Regions from separate parts of the Homo sapiens genome. Here region 2 is linked to region 1. A link is a contact called in ENCODE Hi-C or POLR2A ChIA-PET data. All regions are on one chromosome and are shown on one strand. Each heading gives the region's core, a stretch centred on a gene start or an enhancer-like site at or near the end of the contact. The rest is flanking DNA. Distances are from core to core; before and after follow the strand shown.

The links. A loop is a pair of places that touch in the nucleus more often than their neighbours do. ChIA-PET counts read pairs that join two places held with the same protein, here RNA polymerase II (POLR2A). Pooled maps may share reads with other maps.
Region 2: a loop to region 1 is called in a map of PC-9, with 19 times the contacts of the local background. The contact joins two enhancer-like sites. A Hi-C loop is called at or near these places in 1 of 168 maps with a recorded cell type or tissue (PC-9) and 7 of 50 pooled maps. POLR2A ChIA-PET finds 5 or more read pairs at or near these places in 1 of 52 experiments (AG04450).

Annotation. Positions count from the first base shown.
Region 1 is chr2:11,580,957-11,584,945 of GRCh38, reverse strand. All of the region lies in intron 7 of GREB1 (growth regulating estrogen receptor binding 1), which reads right to left. It also overlaps the pseudogene RN7SL674P. Among named protein-coding and RNA genes, the nearest start is that of MIR4429, 42 kb to the right of the region's middle. RefSeq lists a silencer at 441-530 and an enhancer at 1,909-2,203. Within about 2 kb of position 1,630, at least 15 of the 41 ENCODE cell types and tissues checked have a DNase peak (open chromatin) inside an H3K27ac peak, as active enhancers do.
Region 2 is chr2:11,444,183-11,448,585 of GRCh38, reverse strand. It overlaps E2F6 (E2F transcription factor 6), which reads left to right. Exons shown (of 7, transcript NM_198256.4): 6 at 812-959; 7 at 2,063-4,211. The coding sequence ends at 2,109. Among named protein-coding and RNA genes, the nearest start is that of E2F6, 20 kb to the left of the region's middle. Within about 2 kb of position 1,670, at least 2 of the 41 ENCODE cell types and tissues checked have a DNase peak (open chromatin) inside an H3K27ac peak, as active enhancers do.

The DNA.
Region 1 (3,989 bases), core at 381-2,880:
TTAGGCAACCTGGTGGTCCTCCACTCCCGGGAGGTCACCATATTGATGCCAAACTTAGTGCGGACACCCGATCGGCATAGCGCACTACAGCCCAGAACTCCTGGACTCAAGCGATCCTCCAGCCTCAGCCTCCCAAGTAGCTGGGACTACAGGCACGCGCCACCGCGCCCGGCTGTAAATGTTTCATTCCAAAGTTGTGTGTGTGTCTAAACGATCTCTCTCTGAGCCCGAGCTCCTTCATCTTTAAAATAGGACACTAAATCCTACTCTGAAAGGTGGTTTGATCAGGACTAAAGAGAATGTATGTAGAGTGCTTTGTGCAACGAATTGTGGGGAGCTTGGACCCAATAAGGTAGCCAGAATTACCCACATCATCATCATCTTCACTACCATCATTATTGTTATCGACATATTCCAATACACTTCTGAAGGGCTGGAAGAGAGAAATATGTTTGTGCAGACAGGCGGCAGCAGTATTTGATCCACCACCACAGCTCCACCGCTTGGGGGCAGTACTGATCCACCTGTGCTCCCCTCCCTGCCCCAGCCTGGAAAGCTAATTTCAGACTCAAAAAAATCAAGTACAGAGCAGCGCATCCACTCCAATGAGTCATCCCCGCCCACTCTAGACAACAGCATGCTCATGACTCAAACTATCTTCGTGAATGGTTCAAAATATCAAGAATTGGTTTCCATAGTTTCTTGACTAACCAGACACAAAATTTCCCCTACATGCAGAGATTCATGTCTCAACTTCAACTGTACATTAAACTCAACCGGGAAACTTTTAAAACTCTGTCTGGATGCAATCTCATCCCAAGTAAACCAGAAGCCCAGCATGGGAGCAGGACCCAGGCATCCCAATATCTCAACGCTTCTTCTTGATTCTAACGCACAGCCCGGGTGGAGAAATACCAATCAGAGCAACGGTTCTCCAGGTGTGACCCGAGGCACTGCACAGAACCCCCATGGGCCTATTAAACCTGTGTGTCCCTGGGCCCTGCCTTGACCTCCAGAATCACATCTCTGGAAACGACAGTAAAAAAACACCATCCTTTGTAAGCCAGCCTGGTGATTTTTTTTTTCGAGACAGAGTCTCGCTCTTGTTGCCCAGGCTGGAGTGCAGTGGCGCGGCCTCAGCTCACTGCAACCTCTGCCTCCTGAGTTCAAGCGATTCTCCTGCCTCAGTCTCCCGAGTAGCTGGGATTACAAGCGCGCACCACCACACCCGGCCAATTTTTGTATTTTTAGTAGAGACAGGGTTTCACCGTGTTGGTCAGGCTGGTCTCAAACTCCTGACCTCAGGTGATCCGCCTGCTCAGCCTCCCAAAGTGCCGAGATTATAGGTGTGAGCCAATGCACCCGACCAGCCTGGTAATTTTTAAGCACGCTGCAGGGTGAGAATCATTGCTTTAGAGTCTCTCAAGAGTAAACAAAAAAAAAATTATCACTTCATTTGACTGACTGAAAGTAAACAAAAAGTTAAAAGCATAAAGTACTTTGTTTACAAAGAGCTTTCAAAGCCGTGGGCTCCTTTGGCCCTCCCAACAACCACTGACGCAGCTGCTGCTTTCCTCCTTCCTGTTTGCAGGGATGAGGCCTTAGACTCTGCAAACATCTGTCCCCAATTGCGATGGGAGACCCCCCACAGAGGCTAAGCAGCCAGCTCCTCTAAAAGCTCTACTGAACGACCAAAGGGGACAGGGCTTGGAATTGGATCTCAGTAAGGATTGAAGAGACGCAGATGTTTTCTCACTTTGGGAAGATAACCCTATAAATAGTTCTAAATAGACCCTAAGCCCGTGAGCTCTTCCCAAATGATGTCACCAGGAACTGCTCCCATGGTACCAATGTGGATCAACTATTTCTCAAAATGTCTCTTGGGGAGGTACTATTTGGCATTTTTTGGAGATGACTCATTATGTAGCCTGTTTGGTGCGGGACATTGTGCATCCTGCCCGCTCTGTCCCAGCACCAAATGCCAGTAAGACCCTGGGCCTGGGACAACAAATCCATCCTTTACCAGAACATTTCCTACCCCCGCCCCCAGGGGGCAGCACTTCTCCATTGCGAACCAGTGAGTGACAGGACTCTAGGCTTCAGTAAACTCCATGTGGTATTAGACGCAGTTTCTTAAAAATTGATTTTGAGCTCTCTCCCCAGAGCAGAGGAGAAGGCCCAGGAACTCCGACACTTCAGCTGTGCTCAACGCAACTCAACCCAGCCAGCGTCATGCCCTCTGGCGGAGCTCCCCAGCAGCTGGTACCAGCGGCTCCAAGATGCACATGACCAAGGCGCTGCCCTCGGGAACTGCACAGCGCCGAGGCCCCGATGGCCACATGTGGCTGCGGGACTGAGCCTGGGACGGCTGGGAGCCCCGTGAGCTCACAGGGGGCCCTCCTGCACAGAGCAGGTGCCCCCTGAACTAACCTCAGAAAGGCGATTTAATAGGCGGGTGGAGAGAGCAGCCCAGAGCCGGGACGCAGGCACAGAGCATGGAGACAGGAGGATGGGGCCATGGGGGTGGGGGAGCTCAACTGCCCAGGGTAGCCAAAATAGCAGGGAATGAGGTTCGGCAGGTGGGCTGGAGCCAGATTCTGGAACGGCTCGTGTTCCCCTAGGCAATTTGGAGGAGCTCCATCTCCCACACCCCTCCACGGAGCATGGCAAGGAAAATACAGTCAGTCCCACACAGAAGGCTTCCCAAGGCCACCTTCCCAGGTTCCCGGGCTGAAGGAGGCCCTCATCTCCCTGCTGTTCAGGGTGGAGGCTGGGGGTCCACAGACAGCCCAGAAGGGAGGCCGCAGCAGCGTGGCATCCCCAGCATCCTCATCCCCAGAGGTCCAGCTCTGCAGCCACAGGGTTGCCCCCAAATGCAGCACCGGCAGAGAAGCAGCAGTCCCTGGATGAAAGCAGAGGCTGCCTGGGGCTAGGCTGCTGCGGAGGACGGGACTCAGCTACTGCCTGGGTCTTGGCTGCTGTGGGTTTCGGACTCCAGGATGGAGGTGCTGGTTGGGAGGCCTCGGATTCTGTTCAGAAACTACCTTTGCCCCTTCAGTGAAGAGTTAGACAATTCACAAGATTTTCACCAGGGAGATCCTCCACCAGCACAGTGGAGTGGGAGCATGGAGACCTGCCTTGCCTCTCTGGACCTCTGTCTCCTCCTCTGTAAAACAGCGCTGGCCTAGATGGTTTCTAAGGGCTCCTCCAGTTTGATGTCTTAGATCTTCAAATCCAATTTAGCTGAGTGCATGATGGAGGAAAGAAAGACGAGAATGGCTTATGATGTGGCTCCAGATGAGCATGGTGGGGAGAGCACTGGACTGGGAGTCCACGAGCAGGTCCCCAGGTTGCTCCGCCCGTTCACAGCTCCCTCAAACCCTCCTCTGGCAGGAGGTCTGCTCAGCCCCTTCACTCACCCCTCTCATCCATATCCTCACCTCCTCATTCCCTCTTTGCTCCCTTTGTCCCTTTCCATCTCTACATGATGCTTCCCCAGCTTCTAAGTTGCAGCTCAGTTATCACCTCCTCCAGGAAGCCTTCCCTGAGCAGACGAGCCTCAGCAATGAGGCTGATTTGGATGAGAACAGCCGGTACCGATTAGTGAGCTGCCAGATGTGCTCTGACCTTTCATACAGCACCTCATCCCTCTTAACAACCCTTGGAGCAGAATTCTCATCTCCAGATGAAGAAACATTTATTGAGACTTGGCCAAGGTCCCCTGACTAACAAGAGACAGCGGTAGGTTTTGAATTCATATTTTTCTGATTCAGAAGCCCATGTTCTTCCCCAACAACACACTGCCCACTATTGCTCCAAAATTCTACCATCCTCCAGCTGTGCAGCCCATAGGACAGGTCACTCGCCATTACCACAGGTGTCTCACTGCTCCTTGGCACATACGGTAACTCCCAAGTGTCACTCATAGAGCACCAGGGCCTGGGCCCAGACCCACGGACTCAGGAGGCACCTGTGGTCCTGGCCTGACT
Region 2 (4,403 bases), core at 421-2,920, 140 kb after region 1:
AGTCATAGCAAGGGCAGGTGAGGCTCTGAGACCGTCTGAGAGGCTGCATCTCCACAGACTCACCCTGGTATAAGATCACAATGAGGTGTGGAGTGGGAGGGAGCAGTGGTGTATGTGTGTCTAGCCCAGGCCTAACTGCATTAAAGGGGAGAAAACAGACTTTGTTATAGTTGAAGCAGCTCCCAATTAAAGCAATCATTTATAACTGGGGCTGTTCCTTAAGAATTTAGCATAATTCCCAGTAGAAGCACTGAAGTTGCCTGATACCTTACGGAAAAAAAGTATTTTGATTAATCCTGAGGAAATCTGAAATCAAAGGATGTGAATATCATAATGAGTTAATTAGTCCTTTATAAATAATGTAAACGATTTTTTTGACATTTTACTTGAGATATATTTTGATCTTTTCCTGTTCTTTCAACTGGACAAAAGAATGGCCCTTCCATTATCTCAAGACCTGTTCATTGGTCTGGAAATCCAAGCACATATTTATCCTGTGAGACTCTAGGGTATTCTGGAGTTCTGTGTCATCAAAACACTGATTTTTGACTGAAATACGGCCTCCTTGAAGGGTCAGCTCCTGAGTAGAAAAAGACAGGCTCTTGAGTACTGAGGTTTTCACATGATAGCTCTGAAGCCATTACTGCAGGATCACATGTAGCTGTCTTCAGCATGGGAATTGGCCAGTGCTGTAATGTGACTACAGCTAAGGTGATTTTCTCAAATGTCTCGAAATTTTTGCAGTTCTAGTGAGTGAAAAAATATGATTTATTATTTCATTCATCTTGACGATTCCTGTGTCCTTTGCTAGGACTCTATCACAGTGCACATAAGGAGCACCAACGGACCTATCGATGTCTATTTGTGTGAAGTGGAGCAGGGTCAGACCAGTAACAAAAGGTCTGAAGGTGTCGGGACCTCTTCATCTGAGAGCACTCATCCAGAAGGCCCTGAGGAAGGTAAATATACCAGTGATTCTGACAGTATTTTAATTAAGCATGCATAATTTTATTAATGTGTATTATGGCCTTAAGATATTTTTACTCTTCCTAGCCACAAAAACATGAGTAAAAAATTACAGCATAACTCTTACTGTAGTTTAGAATATTTCTGTGAACATTATAGTTAAATTTCTGTAGTTTTGGTAGCAGTGAAAACTTAGAATTCTGTTTGGTCCCATGGTGATACCAACTTGCGATGGTCTCTGAATAGGGCAGGCTTTCAGTCAAACAGCAGCTCCACTCGGCCAAAGAGCCTGCCCATGACCTGGCCGGGAGACTTCCCCTTCTGCACATCTTGGAGAAGGGAAGGGGCTAGACCTGCTTGACCCAGGCAGTCAAATACCCACTCAACTCAGCCAACAGCCCACTCCACAAGAGTCAGTCCTCAGTTGCACATTTCTAAGGACGTCGCCTCTGGACCCATCTGGCCAGAGCAGTGACTCCATCTAACCTCGGAACCCAGCTTGCAGTGCTGTCCAACAGCAGATCCCAAATAGTGGAATTGCCTGAGCAGGGGACCAGCATCCTGTGACCGGCCTGGGCAGAAGCCATCACAGTACCCAGCCAACAGCTCCACCGACATCCGAACAAAGACCCAGCCAACTGGAGAACTTGACAAGCACTGCGGGCCAGGGTGGTCTTCAGGTGGCCCTTGCAGAGCCACAGGCTGGACCGATAGGAAGCTTTCACTGACGAAGAATACCTGTAATGACCAGAAGAGGGGGCTGTTGCCCACATGCAGACAACAGCACAAAGACACAAGGATTACGAAGACTGGGGGAGTCGTGACGGCTCCAAAAGAAACTAATAAAGCCCTAATAAGGGAAGGTTTCCTCCATTCTCGGACGGGTGCTTTCAGGTACAAGTTAGAGTTCCAGTTTATTCTTGAGAGGCTGAAAAAATTAGCCTTATGCCATTAACCTGAGAATACGTGTTCTTGACCAGGCATCTTCAGGGTTTTCTGAAGTAGTCAGATTGTGTATTCTTTTACGTATTTGCCTATCAGACCTTCACTTAGGTGTATTCACTTAGGTGTATTTCTCTCTCGTGTTCTTTTCCAGAAGAAAATCCTCAGCAAAGTGAAGAATTGCTTGAAGTAAGCAACTGATGGCATTTGAGAATTTATGTATCACTGAGTTTTTTGGGAATATCTTCGTGGAGAATTACGCATCAAATTTGATTCTCAGAGCAATAAATTATCCATGAAGTGCTCTCGTTCTCAGTAGCGGCATCATGGCCAGTAGTGTCTTTGAGGAGTTCACCACTTAGATTACTGAGTAATTGTGGTTTCCACATTTGAAAACAACTCCTTTTATAATTATTCACTGCTTTTTGTCAGTGAAATAGACATCTTGCCTCCTGAAGTAGCTTCATCACAGAGTGTCATGAAGACAGACAGTCAGGCTGAAATGGACAGTTCTTTGTGGACTCTACCCTTCCCTTCAAGGAGTATGTCATATATCACAAAAGAAATTGCCTTACACTGGTTCATGTTTGCAGTTACTGTTGTACATTGCATAGATGTACACACGAATTTAAATGTGATGTCTTTGTATATATCTGTATAATGTTGAGATTACTTACGAAATATGTCTGAGTGACACTTTTCACCCTTGTACAGCCAAAATAATGTATATATGGAAAGTGACAGACAAATTCTCTAATCTCTTTGGTACCTATAACTTATTAGAATCCTCTGGATGAGGGTTAGAAGAGACTTTTTCCAAACTTCTACATGTAGAAGTATCATAAATGTGCTACACATTTATGTTTGTGGATTTAATTAAAGTATTTTAATATGGTTTTCAGTGCTAAAATTGGAGTCAGATACTTCTTGGTTTTAAGCTGTCTACCTAATTGCTGTCTCCCAGCAGACTGGTGGCATGCCCAGTGGCTTTGGGGGCAAGGATAGAAATGCCATCAGGAAATAGCTGAATTCATTGTGAAACATGAATTCAGTCATGGTGATAATTGGAAACTCCTTTCAGGTTTTTGCAAGTAGATTTTGTAATGTTTGTGTATGCAGCCTTGCTGTTGAGTCAGTCCAAGGGGTTTTACTTAGGACAAGTTGTACCTTGCCCTCTCTCCAGCTCTGCTCCCACATTTTCACATACCTAGCTGTTTCTACCTCATTGGGTAAGTCATTTACCACTCTGTGCCTCAGTTTACTCTGTAGTTTACCATTAGACTGTGAGCTCCTTGAGGGACTTTGTCATAATCACTGTTACATCCCAGTGCCTCACACCATGCCTGGCCCTTAAGAAGTGCTCAATAAATGTCTGAACAAATAAGTGAGTGGAGTGAGTGAATTGTAAGATCAGAATAATAATATTTGGTTTGTCTATCGTACAAGATTCCTGTATCGTTTGAATATTGCTTTTAAAGAAATATTTGAAGCGACTTCAAATTCAGACTGTGTTTAAAAAGATTTAAAATCGGAATCCAAAATCAAAGTATTAAAAAATAATGCTGAGTGTTTAGGATTCACATACCTCTGAGCTCTGGTGGCTTTTGCCAGTCCTGTCCCTCTGCTGAGCACCAGCCCTTCCTGCAGCAGTCCTGCCGGTGTGTTTCTGTGCACCTGGGGATGAAGTGTGCTCCTCCCCCAGCGGTTAGCCTCAATGCTTTTCCTCCCTCTGTTTTATTATTTGAAATTAGCCAAAGAAAAGCTGCAGGGGGCACTGCTGATCATCACTGGACTGGTGGGTCGTACTGTTTGACAGAATAGGGAATACAGGAGGAGGAGCAAGCCTAGGGTAAAACTTAGGTTTGGGACATGCTTGATGAAAGCAAGAGTTGAGCAGGTTGTTGTGTGTATGTAGGTCAGGTGCTCAGCGGAAAAGTCTGAGCTGTGTAGTACGTCAGGCAGATGTCAGTTTAGATGCGATAGTTTAAGCCACAAGAGTAGGAGAGGTCATCTAAAGAGTACAGCAGGCCTAAGGGCATCTATATTTAAGGAGAAATACAGAAGAAGTCTCCTGAGAAGGAATAATGGGGCGGGTGGGGAGGGAGAAGGCAGTGTCCCAAAAACCAACAAAGGTTTTACCAAAGGTAATACCATCATTTCTGAGCAGCAGTTCCTTAACTTGTGAATGTGGCAAATGTTCTCCTTTACAAATTGTTCTGAAGGTAAAATGAGATCATGTAAACGAAAATCCTTTGTAAATTACAGATGTGTGTTATAAATGAAGTATCTCTCGAGTCACTCCATCTTCTGGCGTTGGGTCTCTGATTCTTAAAACGGATAAAATAAGCATGAACTCGTTTCTGGGCCCCTCCTCCTCACTAACCCTAACCTTTCCAACCTCACTGTCCCATCTCTGTGCGCACCGCTTCTTCCTTCAGAAACCTTGAGCGATCCGTGTTTCCTTCAGGCCGAAGTGCAGACTCTGGATATAGAAG